3 separate regions of the Homo sapiens genome follow, and regions 1 and 3 are each linked to region 2. A link is a loop called in an ENCODE intact Hi-C map of the cell type or tissue named here. Cell type or tissue: Calu3. All regions are shown on one strand. Each heading gives the region's core, and the rest is flanking DNA. Links, peaks and the distances in the headings are about the cores only.

Region 1 (5,818 bases), core at 1,397-3,896, 100 kb after region 2:
TTCTGGCTGGTAGCTGTTAAATACTGAAACTAGAATTATGAAGCATTAACTGCATAGTGTGTTCAGTGATAAGCCGTGCCTTTATTGCATGATGAGTACAAAAAAGCTATTATAGTTTCATTTGTATTAAGTATTGCAAAGTGCTAGGCACCCCATAACACGAATGAAACAGCTCTCTTCTAAAGCACTCTTCACTAGAAAGACACTTTAGAACTCTAATACTGAGAATCTTCCATGACTAAAGGACTGAAAGTAACTTCATGTTTGATAAGAAATAGTAAGTTCTAAATGAAGAGAAAAATATATATGTACAAATGTATAAACTGACTCAAACTCTCAAATTCGTTATTGGTAAAATTAAGACAATTTTCCATAGAATCAGTTATTGAGTATAAAATGTCAATCTAGATAATAAAATAAATTTCTGTTTGTGACCCCATCACGTGAAACTGATGATTTGAGCTTTACCAAATGTGGAAAGCATGTTTACAACTAATTGAAAATTAGTAAGCCACTGCAAGGAAGTAAGAGTCAGTTGCCTCCCACAGCTGCTGGAAAAAAGGTACAACTCATCTTCCAATTTGAAAGGTATATTTGGGCTGCTGTGTCTTAAAACAGAAGCTATATGGCACTCACAAAAATCCACCGTGAGGGACCCAACCAAGGGGTTACTTCCGAGAGATGTTAGGGAGATTCTTCAGAGCAGCTGAAATGCTCTGCAAGGAGAAAAGCTCAGGCAACAGTAATTTTGAAGCTCCCAGTGATGACAGTGTGCAGCCAACATTGAGAACAACTGAGCAGTATAACTGAGCTTTATAGCAGTCACTACAGGCCCCTAATGGAGCAGACGCCCGCTCGGAACACCAGATGATTTCACTGAGGCCTCAATGGCATCACACCCATTAACTTCCCTTACTCTACCACCCTGGGTACTTTGGCTCCAGATCACGTGGCCCCTGCTTATCCATAATGCTTCCCCATACCCTAAATTTTCACCTTCCACAATATCAATATAATCAAAATAGCTATGACCTTTATATGTTTCTTTCCATTTTCCACCTTTCTCTGCTCCTAATTTTGAGCTGGATTAGAAAGGATGGTTAAATCTCTTTTACCTTTAACTGAATCCCCTGTTGTTTTTCTTCAAACCCTTCCAGAACAGCTAGTTATATAACTTGAAACACTCAGCCACTGTCTATATAGAAGGAAATATATATTGTTCTGATAAAAATCACTCCATACTTAATGGCGTATAACCCAGCCCATTCATTCAGCCTCCCATAAACTCTGCGGAAGTTTCTTCTATAGTGTCATAACCAGGTGTCTCCTTATGCAGCCTCTAGTTATGTGCTATAAACGGGAAACTTACCAATGAGCCACAAGTGTCTATTGCATTCAGGGATATGATAAAAACTATGAGCAAAGTTGTTTCAGAATAAAGTTGAAACCTGGATATCAACTGGCATTTCAGGTTCTCTTGACTTTTGTGGCTGGGCCAATTATATCTTTACCTATGGAAGGAGAAATATGAGAGGGAGGCTCTTGCCTTCATTTCTGAGCAGCAAAAACATACAAAAGAATGAACCGGCCAGGCGCGGTGGCTCACGCTTGTAATCCCAGCACTTTGGGAGGCCGAGGCGGGCGGATCACGAGGTCAGGAGATCGAGACCATCCTGGCTAACACGGTGAAACCCCGTCTCTACTAAAAATACAAAAAAATTAGCCGGGCGTGATGGCGGGCGCCTGTAGTCCCAGCTATTCGGGAGGCTGAGGCAGGAGAATGGCATGAACCCGGGAGGCGGAGCTTGCAGTGAGCCGAGATTGCGCCACTGCACTCCCGCCTGGGCCACAGAGCGAGACTCCGTCTCAAAAAAAAAAAAAAAAAAAGAATGAACCGTGACTTTTCAAACCAAGTTGTAAACACAGTCAACCAGCCAGCCATAGCCCAGGACACCACACTACATTAATGCTTTAAAGTACTGTTCACTATTTTAATACTGTTTGAATGATTTTTCTGATATGTAACTCAGACAACACCAAATTCATCACCGACCTAGATACTCACACCTCATATGAGTTAGGTATTTTCATTATCCCTCTGTAATGAGGCAATTGAAGTCCATTAAGTGACTTGTCCAAGGTCTTTTTATGTGTACCTGGACTATATAACCCAAGCCTTTATCAGACCCCAGGTTTTCCACACACAGAAATATTTGGGTTTTATTATTCCACAGTCCATTTAACTTGCCAGATATAGCTGTTACAATATAGGAACTTGGGTTGGGTCCTCCCTCACCACTTTAAATTTATTAACCTTGCTGGGTTCTCTTGGTACACTTGCAGGACACCACGGAGAGGAAGTGACTGGGGCAGTGGTTAAGCATAGTCCTTGGAGCCACTTTGCCCAGGTTGAATCACGACTTTCTAATCCCCAGCCACAAAACCTTGGCATGTTGCTTAGCCTCTGTATTCCCCCAATAGCATTGTCTGTGAAATGAAAATGATAAAACTTCCTTTCAGGGTTTCGGTGAGAATTGACCATTGCACATAAAATTCTTAGAACAGTGTCTGACACATAGTAAGGGCTAGATACATGTTAGCTTGTCTGAAGCATCCCTGAGATCCCTTCCAGCAAGAAATTTCTATACTTTTCTGAAATTAAAGCACCAAATTAATCTCTTAGACAATTACATAAAATTTGGGGGTCTGTGGCATTTCCTTTAAGATAGGGACGTGGAAAAAGCAGATAGGCATAGGTAAAGCAGGTGGCCACTTACATAATGTGATCCAGTTGGATGACCATATTCTGTGTTGAAGAAATCAAGCCCCTTTGACAGGGGAAGGGGGAAGTGGCACTATGAATAATTTCAGTGGAATGATTGTGATCTGGGATTGTGCAAGACCACTCCAGGACATGTTGTCTGCACCCTCTGTGGGTTATGAGAGGACTTCCACCTGCCCTGTAAATATCTCACTTACTATTGAGCTGAGGTTGTCCTCTTTCCTCATACTGAGTTTGAATTTCCCAGCACTTGAGATACCCAATATCATAGTCATCCCTTAAATTAGAAATAAAACCCATACTTAAAAAAACCCTCATATACCTCTACTTTATTATTCCTACTCCTATTCTAAATGAGATTCCACTAAATTTTTTGAAAGATGCATGAATCTTTACCTAAACCTTATACCATGTACAAAAATTAAGTCCAAATAGATCATAGGCTAAGATGTATAATAGAAATTATAAAGCTTTTAGAAAAAAATAAAAGAAAATATTCCAGATTTAGAACTAGAAAAGGAGTTCTTAGATTTGACAACAAAAACATGACCAATAAAAGAGAAAAAAGGGTAAATTTTTGCCTTGCAAAAGAGCATGTTTGAGACACATTATGGAATGGAAGAAATATTTGCAAATTACATATCTAACAGACAAATTATGTTGTAACAACTCTCAAAACTCAACATGAAAAAAACAACAATCCAATTTTAAAAGTGGGCAAAAAAAACAGTTCACTGAAGAGGATACACAGATGACAAATAAGCTCATGAAAATATGTTCAACATCATTAGTCATCAGGGAAATGCACGTTAAAACCACAAAGATATATAAATGTAGTGGTATAGGCAAAGTAGGTGGCCATGTATATAATGTGCTCTAGCGTGATGACCATATACTGTATTGAGGAAACTGGCAACTTTAAGAGTGGAAGAAGCACTATTAATAATTTTGATGAAACAACAAGCTTCATCTGAGACTATTGCAGACAAGCCCATTAGAATAAATAAAATAAACAATAGCAATTTGAACAAATATCAAATGCTGATGAGAATGTGGAGAAACAGTTACCAGAAAGGGGTCCCAATCCAGACCCCAAGAGAGGGTTCTTGGATTTCATACAAGAAAGAATTTGAGGCAAATCCATAAAGTAAAGTCAAAGCAAGTTTATTAAGAAAGTAAAGGAATAAAGAACGTCTACTCCATAGGCAGAGCAGCGGCGTGGGCTGATCAACTAATAATACTAATAGTTATTTCTTAATTATATGCTAAAAAAGGGGTGGATTATTCAGGAGTTTTCAGGGAAAGGGGTGGGCAATTCCTGAACCTGAGGGTTCCTCCCCTTTTTAGACCATAGAGGGTAACTTCCTGACATTGCCATAGCATCTGTAAATGGTCATGGCGCTGGTGGGAGTGTCTTTCAGCATGCTAATGCATTACGGTGCGCGTATAATGAGCAGTAAGGACCACCAGAGGTCACTTCCATCACCATCTTGGTTTTGGTGGGTTCTGGCCAGCTTCTTCATGCATGCTTTTTTCTCAGCAAGGTCTTTGTGACCTGTATCTTGTGCCAACCTCCTATCTCATCCTATGACTTAGAATGCCTAACCTCCTGGGAATGCAGCCCAGTAGGGCTTATCCTTATTTTACCCAGCCCCTATTCAAGATGGAGTCACGCTGGTTCAGATACCTCTGACATAACTGGATCACTCATGCATTGCTACTGGGAATGTAAAACACTACAGCCACTCTGGAAAATAGTTTGCCAGTTTCCTTTAGAACTAAAAATAGATTTATCATACAGCCCAACAATTGCACTCTTAGGCATTTATCCTAGAGAATTAAAAACTGATTTTTACAAAGAGAATTGTTAAACCTGGTGCCACCAACACAATGGAATATTAACTGGTCATTAAAATTGATAATTATGATGTTTGTTTAGAAATAGATTTTAAGTGATCCTGAAATAATATTAACTTTAAAATGCAGAAATCAGAACTACACACTAGAATAAAGACTTGCAAAGAATAAGCACAAAGAAAGCAGCTATTGTCAGGGTGGTGCAATTGATTAGCGTATTTGTTTCTATTCTTTTTTTCAGAAGCTTCTTTGCTGTTATGTTTATATCCTCCATTTTAAAAATATGAAACCAAAACTGGAAAATCATTAACACAAAACAACAATTTACAAAGAGACTCTGCCTGGGAAGGAGGGGCTTGGAGGGCCCCCTGCTGCTCTAGTCTTCCCCATGGAGAGCATTCACCAGAATGATCTTTATCAGATTAGCTGGGGTGGTGCCAAGAGTCCGAAGGTTAGGACCAAAGAGAGAGGTATCAAGGGAGGCAGAAGAAAGCCAGAAGCAACACAACAACTGCCTCCACTGCATGATTAATTGAGGAGATAAAGAAAGAGATTTTTAAGCAAAAGGTCTGAAAAGATGAGTAGGAAGAGAAACAGGTTTCAACCAGGAAGGACAAAGTTAATCAGAGTGTTATCAGTCAGAACCTTAAGGCAGATGCTGGGTAGGAAAGAAATCTGGAGCCCAGGTAGTAGACAGGACGAATGCAGCTCCAGGAAGAACACAAGGAAAGGGTAGAGAGGGACACCTTAGTGGGACAGGATGAGTACATCGACAAGTAATTTCCATTTTCAGCATTCCAGGATAATCATAGCAAATCTTATGTTCAAATTTCTAACAACATAAATAATTAGAAGAGATAATAATATCCTTTGTTAACACAATTTCATTATTCTTTTAGTTATTTTGATTTCCATGTGCAGCCCGTAAACCTGCAGGGGATCTTTTTAAAACCAAGCTATTAATTACTCCTTCCAAATGAGGGAAGGAATGAAAGCACAAATTCAGAAACAAAGAGCACCATTCCGATGAGATGATCTGTCCAAACACACCACAGGCCACTATTTTGACTATGCCCACATTAACACCCCACATTTACTTGCTGAATGGTGGAGTAGCTTGATCTTTAGGTGACCTAATAAAGAACTGGGTCTCTGTTGCTCATTGCAAAGTTAATCTCT
Region 2 (5,818 bases), core at 1,717-4,216:
AAGTAGCAAGAAGTACATTGGGCTGTCTTTTCAACTCCAATTTATCACATCTCAGAATCTCCCCTTTACGAAAGATTTATTCTTGAACAATTCCATACTAAATCTTTCCTCTTCTCCTGTTGAATCTTTATGCAAGTAGAGTCAAAGACAAAGAATTCCTTTTTCCACCTATTCATAGAATATCCTTTCTAATCCCAAGGCCCCTTACTTAATGCCATTTTTCTATCCATTCAGGATCCCTATGAACAAACTCCTATGATTCCAGTTTGTGTGTAAGTACACATAGTTAATTATGATGGACTATACATTCCTGAAGCTAACTGTGGCCACTTTAAGAAGAACCTCCTTCCAAAAACAAACAAACAAACAAAAAAAACAAAAAAAAAAAAAAGAAGAAGAACCTCCTTCTTAAAAGGCCCTTGGAAAGTAAGTATAGTGATTTAAATAACTAGCTGGGTGTGGTGGTTCACACCTGTAATCCCAGCATTTTGGGAGGCTGAAGTGGGAGAATTGCTAGAGCCTAGGAGTTCAAGACCAGCCTGGGCAACATAGGGAGACCCCATCTCTACAATAAATGAAAAATTAGCCAGGTGCGGTGGCACGTGGCTGTGTTCCCCGCTACTCAGGCAGCTGAAGTGGAAGGATCACTAGAGCCCAGGAGTTTGAGACCAACCTGGGCAACATAGGGAGACACCATCTCTACGAAAAATAAATTAACCAGGTGTGGTGGCATGCACCTGTGCTCCCAGCTACTTGGAAGGCTAAGGTGGGAGGACGGCTTAAGCCTAGGAATTTGAGGCTGCAGTGAGCTGTGATTGCACCACTGCACTCCAGCCTGGGAAACAGAGCAAGACCCTGTCTCAATAAATAAATAAAATAATTAACTAAAAATTTCAGAAAAAATAAATAATCCATTTGCTCCCAAAAGATCTCCAAGAGAATACTACCATGACCATACAGGCAGGATAATTTATCCTTGATCATGAGTAATACATTTGTCTTTGCATTTTTGTATTGGTAGATAAACAGCTCATATTATGAAAAATCATTATGAAACAGCTCTTAAAGACATAAGGAAGAGGAACATGGATAAAAAAACAGGTAGTAGAAGTTGGTGGGAGAAAAGGGATAACAGATCACCCTTAAACAAGCCAGAAACTTAATTATCACCTTTAGTTAAATCCAAACACCCAGTCTCCTGTTTCAAGGAGACCAACTCACAGAATATTTTTCATGACTAACCTTATGTTTGCAACTGAAGATTAAAAACTAAATATTATTTGACAAGTTTTTATATGACGACATAAAGAGTGGCTAGTGCCCGCTGTTGACTCAGACATTTCTGCCAACCTCTTTTGCCTGCCAAAATATAGCTTCAATAAGCACACATAAATTTTATTTTTAATAAATAACCACAAAATAGTTTCATAAACATACTAAACTGTGGATAATTGTAGCTCACAATGAGTATGTGTTACAGTTTCGGTAAATAGAAGTTACACAGTCTGAAGCTGGCACACGCTAACCCCATCGTATGGATTGATGTCAAACCAGCTCACGCTGGAACACCCTGGTGATTTTCTTGGTAAGCGGCCTATGTGCTAACTACTTGGGCTCCTGCCTTCTTCCAGCAGTCCTCCTGTTAGTCTACGCAGACATTAGGTTTCAGAGTCCTGAGAATTTAAAAGGATAGCTGAGGTCTCTGCTTGGTGTCCCAAAGGGTCTTTGCGGTAAGAAAAGTTCCTTATGCCCTGACCAACATGTAGACACCTATAATACTTTAAAATGAATAAATAAAGGGCATTTGGGGAAATAAATACTGATGTGATGAGAAGGAACCAGTGAGAATAAACTGTTCTTTCTAACTAACTTTTCTTGGAATTTACATGTTCCTTTTACTCAAAAGATCCTTTTGGAAGAGTGTATTGCCTTTTCCTCTGTTGGCAGACATTTCTTTCTCTTTTTTTATTTTTTTATTCCTTGAAAAAAGCAGCTTATTGAAAGCTTAATGAGTTTTTCTTTTCTGTGTTAGAAATCAGGTTTATTTTTAAGCTTCTTTGACCACACATGTGCTTTGATGAACTTCCCTCCCATTCGTGGAAAAGAGCTCTAGGTTCCTAACACTTCCAGCTCCAATTCTCCACATTCTCCTTCACTTCACATCGACCCCTGGGAAACTTAGAGTGAGAAAAAGTCAAAGGGGGAATTTTTTTTTTTTTTTTGTAATGTACTGAGCTTCCTTTTGAAGACGAGGAAAGAGAGTTTTATCTTCAGTAAAAACAGGCCCTTTTGTGGAAAGGAGACGTGATGACTGATCAAACAGCATTCAGCATTCCAGGGATGCCAAGATATCGCTGGGTTAAATGGTGGAGATGACCCAAAGACCCTGCGCTGTTTGAAAATAAATAAAATTACTCCGGCAACATATTCCGCATTCCTGTTTGTACTCGGCAATCTACATGCTTTAGATTCTGCCTGTGGTTACCTTCACTCAGGTCTTAGCTCACAGTTGAATTTATTCAGTCAGAATTTACTGCAAACTTCCTTATGGGATGCATGAAACTGGGCCCTAGGATGGATGGGGCAGTGTGCATGGTAAGGAGGCAGGATAGAGCAAGAGGGTGGCCCTGACACCAGGAAGTGCTCAGCCTGAGGCCTTGGAATATTGCAGAGCCATGGATTAAGGGCCTCATGGGCACAGGGAGAGAGTGACTCACTCTGCTGGAGGTTGACCTCCATCAGGAGGAATGCCTCGTGGTGTTTTGTGACCTATGAAACATTGGCAGCCTGCAGTGCTGCCGCACAATTCTGTTATGTTTTTCAGCACTGCCAAGGGTAGATTTCTCATCTTAACCTCAGTCCTCCTCCAGTCTGCATCCTTTATAATCCTACACAACCCCCAGCAATGGTTCTCTAAGCACACCCTCCCTGACTCCAGTTAACCATTTTTTCTATCCTCACCCCAAATTAAATTCAACTCTCTTTGTGTATTTCTTGTTAAACAGCTATGTGTAGAAAGCTATGCAGGACACAGAGGTGCAAGATCTTGTGCATCAAAAAGCTTATCACCCAGTAGGAGAGTTAAACACGTAAAAATTTAAGTGGAAAAAAAATGTAATAGAACTGCAAGTGCTGTGAGCACTTAGACAAGGTAGTGACACACTTTGGTTCAGCGAGATTGTGAAGTTTTCACAAAGGTTCTGGCACATAAACTGAACCAAGATGCATGGACACGTTTCCTAGAGCTCCAAGGAACAGCATGAGCAAAAGACTAAAGTTATGTGGGTAGGCAGCCAAGGGTGTTTGAATTTGAGTGTGGCCAGGGCATAGGATAGTCAGAGAAACAGAAAAAGAGCTGAAAGGGTTGGTTCGGGCCAGATCAAATCCAAATCAAGGTAAGTAAAAGTTACTCTGTGAGTAATGGGGAAGAGTTGAAGTTTTCCTAGGAAAAAAATAACTTCCATTGCCCTGTGGTTAAGAATGCTAACCCTGGTCCTGGCTAACACGGTGAAACCCCGTCTCTACTAAAATTACAAAAAATTAGCCAGGCGTGGTGGCGGGTGCCTGTAGTCCCAGCTACCCGGGAGGCTGAGGCAGGAGGATGGCGTGAACCCGCGAGGCGGAGCTTGCAGTGAGCCGAGATCGTGCCTCTGCACTCCAGCCTGGGCAACAGAGCCAGACTCCGTCTCAAAAAAAAAAAAAAAAAAAAAAAAAAAAAAAAAAAAAAAAAAAAAAAAAGAATGCTAACGCTGGAAGCAGTGAGAAGGATTGATTAGACAGGATCAAGGCAGGAGCTGGAATGGACCCATGTAAAGGACCCAATAAGAGTGAGCATAGAAGACTTTTAGATAAGAAGCCCTGTAGAGGCTGAAATAAACGTTTTCCTAACATGGACAAGCAAGGCTCCACCGTCCTTCCACTTTTCCTTTTTTAGCAATCAAGCAAGCAACCAAAGACATCAGATGTTAATAAAATGAAATGGCTATAGACAGCACTGTACAGAACCAATAGAACCTTCCACAGTAATGGATACTAGGCACTTGATGTGGAATCACTCTGACTAAAGAACTGAATTTTTCATTTTGTTTAATTTTAATTACTTTTAGTTGGCATAGCCCTATGTGGCTAATCCTACTTTATGGGACCGTGTAGCTCTAAAGAATAAAATTATATTGACTGAACCAGAGATTCAAAGCATTTTGGAAAAATTTACATTATTCTTCTACCGGCCATCAGACTTCAGTGGTGTTGCTGGATTTAGAAGATGGTGTCTACCTATCAAAAGCCCCATGTTTACATATAAGAAGATGCAGTGCCTGTATTTAGCTCAGGCATGAAAAAACTTCAAAACATTTTCACTTTCAAAAGGGATCCCTTTGAGTTGTCCAGAAGGGCCATCTTATCTCCCTTCTACTCAGGATAGCCTATCAGTGGGCAGTAAGATCATGGAGGTCAGGAAGAGGGTGACTAGTTCTCTCTGACTTCAGAGAGGAGGACCTGTCCTCGACTATCTATTTTCCAATGAAAGTTTCCCAATAAGTCATTGCCCCATTATAACCTAAGCACAGCAGAATGGCCATGGTATGTCATTAAGTGTTTTTGTAAGTTGATTTGTGGTGTTAACTTTCTGGATCATAGAAATGGTTTTCCTCAGTATTTTTTCTTCTGTAGGTTTGGAGTCAAGAATTATAATCAGTTGCTAAGACTTTGAATTCTCCAGGTAGTTATTTCAAGAACATCCTTTTGCATGTTTCTTGGAAACTGATTCCTTGTTGTGTGAATTCAAATACATTATATGTGGTGGCTACTGGCCAGCTCTCAGGGCACCTGAACTTTTTGGCACTTCACTCCTTATATTCCATTATGGAATATGGTAAAATCTCTTATGCACTAAGTAAAACCAGGATTAGATAACTTTTTACTTGCTTATCTCTCCAACAAAATATATAAGAGGAGCACTGGAAGAAATTTAGCAATTAGAGACTATTAAAATAACATTTAATTTACACATTGATTATTTCTAGTAGAACAAGTGTTTTGAAGATGGCTACAATAATATGAATCTTTGATAACCTTTAAAACAGAACAGATTGCTCTGAAACCAGATGAAATAAATAGATCTTCCTAAAGCCAAAAGGAGAAATAATGCTTTTCAAACTGTGGGCCACAACCAGCTGGGTTATGAAATCAATTTGGTGGGTCAGACCAAATTTTAAAACTAGAACAGAATAGAAAATATCAGTGTACCTCACACATATTAAAGGTAGAAAATGCTGTATTATAAAACTATCAGTTGCGTTTGTGTCAGTGTGTTCTAAGTTGTGATGTAAAATAAGTATTTTTTACAGAGTGTTACTTTACCAAGAGCTTAAAAGTCACTGATTACCAAATGAGAGGACCTGAAGTTTCTTGCTGTTGTTCTAGGTAACAAATTGTTTGTTTTTTCATTGTTCTAGGTAACAAATACTTATCAAACATCTGTTCTATGCCTGATATTGAATTCAGTTATAAGGTGAATACATGGCTACTTCCTTCAAATAATGTATCATCTAACAACATATAGATACAAATAATTATAACACAATGAGCACTATAATAGACATGAAGAGGTAGATTAGAAACATGGCAGAGGGAGCCTCTACTTCTGCATGTGACAGAATGCAGAGAGGAGACATGACAAATACTTCACAGAGAGAGTGGCATTTGATGTCATCCTTGAAAAGTGACCTGGAGGAGCAAGAGAAAGGCATTCCAAGAAAACAGAACATTTTCTATAAAGGTTGAGATGTGACTTGTACTAGGCCTGGAGTCTGGAGTG
Region 3 (5,818 bases), core at 1,365-3,864, 360 kb before region 2:
GCACACGTATGTTTATTGCGGCAATATTCACAATAGCAAAGACTTGGAAACAAGCCAAATGTCCAACAATGATAGACTGGATTAAGAAAATGTGGCACATATACACCATGGAATACTATGCAGCCATAAAAAAATTATGAGTTCATGTCCTTTGTAGGGACATGGATGAAACTGGAAACCATCATTCTCAGCAAACTATTGCAAGGACAAAAAACCAAACACCGCATGTTCTCACTCATAGGTGGGAACTGAACAATGAGAACACGTGGACACAAGAAGGGGAACATCACACTCCAGGGCCTGTTGTGGGGTAGGGGGAGAGGGGAGGGATAGCATTAGCAGATATACCTAATGTTAAATGATGAGTTAATGGGTGCAGCACACCAACATGGCACATGTATACATATGTAACTAACCTGCACGTTGTGCACATGTACCCTAAAACTTAAAGTATAATAATAATAAAAAAAGAATTAAATAGAGAAGTGCAGGTGGTGAATTTATGTATTTTGATTGTGATATTTATTGACATATCCTCTCAAAAATATTTATTATAAGGAATGAGCTTATAAGATTATGGAGGCTGAGACTCCCAAAATCTATTGGAGACGCGGGAGAGATGATTGTATAATTCCAGTCTAAAATCCAAAAGTTGGCAGAGGCTGGAGACTAGGACAGCCAACATTTTGGTTTGAGTCTAAAGATGAGTAAAGACTGATGTCCCAGCTCATGCAGTCAGGCAGGAAAAGTTTCTTCTTATTTGTGGGAGGGGGCAGGCTTTTTGTTGTATTCAAGCCTTCAACTGATTGGAGGAGGGCCACCCACACTGGGGAGAGCAATCCGTTTTACTCAGTGTACTGACTGATTCAAATGTTGATTTCATCCAAAAATCCTCACACATACAGAATAATGTTTGACCAAATATCTGAGCAGCCCATGGTTCAGTCAAATTGACACATAAAATTAACCATCATGCATCCTTTGTGACTTACAGCTCATAATTTGTGAGTGAGAGCTCACAATTTGTATATATATTCACATACATGCATATATATCTATATATTTAAATATTTATATATTTATATATTTATATATTTATATATAAATATTTATATATTTATATATTTACACATGTATATATAGTTACATTACGTAGACACATTAAGCTTTCCCTCTATAGTAAATTCTGACCATTCAAGGCATATGACCATATCTTTATTCTGAAAAAACTGAATCACAAGAGCCAGCCAATTACTAGATGTGTTGAATGATTTCTTAATATAGTTTTGAAAAAAAAATACAGTTCAGTGATATAGTCCATGGCCTCAAGATATTTGTATGTTGCAGAAAGTAAGCTTTACGCTAGCATCCCAGTTGGACAATCATATTAAATCATAGAACAGCAATTTTATTATCAAGCAGTTATGTTTGTCTCATAGAAATTTGGCCATATTCTGCATTTTTCTCTTTAAAAATTACTCACTATGTGATATGAGTGATAGACAAGGAGTTTTGTTACCCAGATCCTCTTCAGAAATGGACTGTTGCCTCTACTGCTGCTGCTGACCACATGCCTGGTCTAGCTGTCAGCTCCTTTAGGTGCCTCCTCAGTGAGCGATCTGGCTAAGGTCACGTCCTTTCCATAGTAGCCCACATCCAGTGACTGACCTCTGGCGGGTACTAAAGTGCAGTCATTCTGACTCCTGGGGAACAAGCCTGTTAAGCCATACGCACTCCAAAACTCCCTGCACACTCGGCCAAGGCTTTGTTGGGCTTGCCTCAATGTTTGACTTCTCTCTTTGCCTACTCTTACTGCTGACCCCTCCCTTCCCCAGGTGTTGGTCCCTGATCAATATCCTTCATATCAAACTGTGCTCAATCTCTGCCTTTAAAGATTACAATCTATAACCATATAGAAATCAGAAGGGAAAAATGTTTATAAAGTGGATAAATACATGGTTTATTTTTGATATTGGTTTTCTGTGTCTAATGTTACAGGGATGTGATTATTTTTAAAAGTCTACACATGCTTTCAGATACTTATTTTTTCAAAGCTACACAATGGGGTATAACTTCTATCAGCTTCTCCAGCCCCAAGTACAAATTTGAAAGTGATTATTTCAGACTCTGTTGCTATTGCTGTAACCTGTTCTCCAGTGAATTAGAATAATGGGAGTTGGGTACATCCTCTGTGGCAGTAAAGTTGGCTCTGCTAGTACACAGGGTATTATCTTCTTTGTAATGCTTGCAAGAAGAAGATCAAAAGTAGCTCCGATCTTCATCTTAAACCATAGATTATGAGTCAACCAGGGTTGGCCCAAGATAAATATCTGATGTGTGGTTAGTCATATGGTGAGTCAGTGTTCTAATCAGTGGTAGAGTTAATCAGTCGGGGTTACTCACCATGCCTAACTTTCATGCACTCCTTCCAGAGGGAAAATACATGCATTCTTTTGGCATATTTGGTTTTGCATGTACATCATTATGTTTCTCCTCCCACTACCACAAGAAAAAGATATTAATTGTAGTAAAAAATAAAGTTATAAACTTCTGGCAAGCTAAAACTGAGAACAGGTTATCAAAGGGATGTGTGCCTGTTCACTTTTAGAAGTGTATTAGGTCTTTCATAGCTGAGAAAGGACAGAAATAGGGAGATAAAGTCGTTCACCTCAGATCACAAGCTAAATTGGTGGTAAAGGCTGGACTAGAATCTAGATGTAATGGGTAACTTTCACCCACATTATGTCAGTCCCATTTAGACTTCCTTGGTTGACTAGTATTGATGTAACCAAAAAGACATCTACTCAAAATTCAATATTCTAATGGTAGTTATTGAGAACTTACTATCTGTCTGGTCCTGTTTAAAGAGTAGGACATATAGCAGTGAATCAGGCACTTTTTTTTTTTTTTTATCAAGAACTTTCTGGCAAAGATATATATTTTGTTCCTGCGAGAGGCCATTTGTTGCATATCAACAGCCAGATAAGCCTTAAACAAACAGGTAATAAAAAGGACAGTCTTGGCTACTCTTTTTGTGATTTAATCTAGAACAACATTTCTCTCTTGGTATTTACTTCATCAGGCTGATGTAAGGACTTGCTACTGCATTCATTGTCAGCAATGGTCACAGCAGGCCTGAATACTTTTTTGTTGTTGTTAACTGTATTTAAAGGTGTTGTACCATTCACTTGCAAAGAAACTGTTTTTATCAAATGAGATTTTGCTTTGGAAGAATGGCAATGCAATTCAGCCATGTTTTTTTCTAAATTAATGTAACATTTGCATAATAATATTTTAAAGTAATTGCTTGGGCCACTTTCTTTTTTTATTTTTTGCAGAAGAACTAGCAGATCGCTGTTAGAAAAACATTTGTTAAATTTCCAAATCATAATGTATTTTAGTGGTGAGAGGAGCTCAGTAAAGGAAATTAAAGGCATCGTGGACTCCACAGAGCATGGAACACAATGAGCTCTCAAAAAGTCATTTGTTGGCAGATATTGTTATTCTCATTTTACAGCATTCTGTGTATCTCCTTTATATCACTTATTACAATTAGAATTAATCCTATTCAATTACTTCCGGAGAAGCACCATGGTTAAGTGGCTAAGAGGATGAACTCAGAAGCCAGTTTAGCAGGGCTCATTCCTGCATTTCTGCTCCCATCACCTACTAGCAATATATAGCTTTGGATATGTTACTAAACTTCTATGTGTCAATTCCTTGAATGTAAATAAGTATAATGTATTACCTATAGCGTTATTATAAGATTTAAATTAGGTAATATTTGTGAAGTACTTGGAACAGTGCTCAGTGTATATAATAAGTATTATGCAACTATTTATAAAATGAATAAAAAATTAAAATTTTCCTTTCTTACTAGTCATACTGATAGAAAGTAGAACATATCAGTCTTAGTTACTGATTCTCATCTTCTCATCTTCTGTAGTTATGTTTCCAAGTTAGTTGTTCAATAAATTATTATTGAATGAATGAATGCATTAAAGTTTTAAGGCCCATAAATGGTGAAAAGATCCATCAAGATCATTTGTCATGATTCTATAGATTCTTCAATAGAATAGTAGGGCTAGTGCTACTACTGATTCTGTGTACCTTCCTTGTTGTTAGACAAATATTATTTCATTTGACATTAAAACAGCCTTAAAATGTAAATATCAAATCTCCACCTCACAGGTAAGGCAGCTGAAGTTTGAAGAAGTTAAATAACTTATCAAAAGTTTGGACAGAACCTACAATCAAAACCACGTCCTTTTGATGCCGAAGTTCATTTTCTTCCATGCTACACAGTCTTACATCAAGACAGCGTGTTGGCTGATATCAGACAGAGAAGACTAAAATCCACAAGGGGAAATTTATGGAGGTATGAGAAAAATATTACAGAATGTATTGTATATGGATTTGTCTTTCAAAAGATGTGTCTCCTAGTTTTCCTTCCAAGCAAATGTCAAGCCCAATGATATTAGCAATATTCCACATTACTTACTAACATTTTTTTACTAATGTCAATTTATTACAAAGGTAAAGCCAAAGTATGAGGTCATTGCAGTTCAGTTCATAAAATACAATTAAGCAAGCTATTCGTAGGTTTGAAGTACAGGATTAACAAAAAAATGCATATGAAATATTTTACCAATGATAAATTAACAAGAAGGCCAGTTTAATTTGATATAGCTCAAGTGCAATAAAACAAAGTCAAAAATCGTTACATCCTTAGTCATAAACCATAGTATGTAAACTATAATGCATAAGCCATATATGCTCAGATCAGATGAATTTGGAAAGTGAGGGAAAATAAGCAGCCTAGACAACTGTTGAAAACCATGCAAAGCTACCAATGGAATTCTATGATCAAGCTAGGAATTCGCTGGGCCTGGAGAAGTTAAGTAGCAATGCTGCAGGAGGGATGGAATAGACTGGCACAAGCACATCTTATCTGTTCTTCCTGAATTGAGCTTTGTATACTATCAGATTCCACTATACTAGAATGTCTTATATTTGGACTATGTAGAGTACATTGAGCTGAGGGCAATAACAAGTATGAAACACAGCAGGATTTTGAAAAAGATTAATATGTCAGCTTAAGGTAGCAACCTGATCCACTTATTACCTCCATTAAATAGCTATAATTGATTATTCATCATTTCAAAACTTATCTCCAAAAAATAATAGCATGCTTACCCTATCACACCTGGACTTTGAGTGCATTCTACTCTATTTAAAAACATTGTTTTGAATTCTTTTTATGTCACAATCACTTCACAAAATCTAAAAGAAGTCAGAGATACTACCAGGGGCAAAACACACTTGCCCCCTGCTTCTCATTTGTCCTATTTAGACTGGATCCATATTTTTGTCTTGTTTAGTAGTAAAAATAAAAGTAAAAGGGGGTGCTTAGAAATCATAGATTGTATTCCAAAACAAACAAGCAAAAACAAACAAACATAAAGCCAGACCCTAACTCTCAATTTCATCAAAAAGTAGCAGAACTCTCTTTCATGGCAAGAACAGTGCAAGCTTGTCCTTTGGAAATTCTTCTGAATCAACAAAAGTACGTGTGACTGAATCGTGTGGCCAAGATGGAATGCTGTGGCAATACAAATTACAGAGAAGATGCACGGCTTTTCATCTGCTGCCCTCACCCGCAGATGTCTGTGGGATGAAAGTAGTAGTCACTGCCAGCCACCCCAGTCCTGCTGTTCTGACACCCTGTAATCGTTTGCTGTATTCATTACCTCCCTCATCATCCACTAAGCCTCCTCTTAGGGGTACTTTATGGTACACATTTCACTTTAAAAAATTA

What was found. Peaks named below come from ENCODE experiments on the same cell type or tissue, not always from the same donor. Only the 100,000 strongest peaks of a DNase experiment are listed, where the experiment ranks them.
Region 1: it touches region 2 in a loop (6-fold over the local background); 4 of 110 quality-filtered maps call a loop at or near these places.
Region 3: it touches region 2 in a loop (3-fold over the local background); 3 of 110 quality-filtered maps call a loop at or near these places.

Annotation. Positions count from the first base shown.
Region 1 is chr2:226,576,159-226,581,976 of GRCh38, forward strand. No RefSeq gene overlaps it. Among named protein-coding and RNA genes, the nearest start is that of MIR5702, 80 kb to the right of the region's middle. In Calu3, for the core only: no CTCF peak of the experiment used is centred there; a DNase peak (open chromatin) is centred at 2,893.
Region 2 is chr2:226,475,830-226,481,647 of GRCh38, forward strand. No RefSeq gene overlaps it. Among named protein-coding and RNA genes, the nearest start is that of MIR5702, 180 kb to the right of the region's middle. RefSeq lists an enhancer at 2,096-2,646 and a silencer at 2,284-2,578. In Calu3, for the core only: no CTCF peak of the experiment used is centred there; a DNase peak (open chromatin) is centred at 2,672.
Region 3 is chr2:226,112,948-226,118,765 of GRCh38, forward strand. No RefSeq gene overlaps it. Among named protein-coding and RNA genes, the nearest start is that of MIR5702, 540 kb to the right of the region's middle. RefSeq lists enhancers at 2,186-2,480, 2,865-3,691. In Calu3, for the core only: no CTCF peak of the experiment used is centred there; a DNase peak (open chromatin) is centred at 2,354.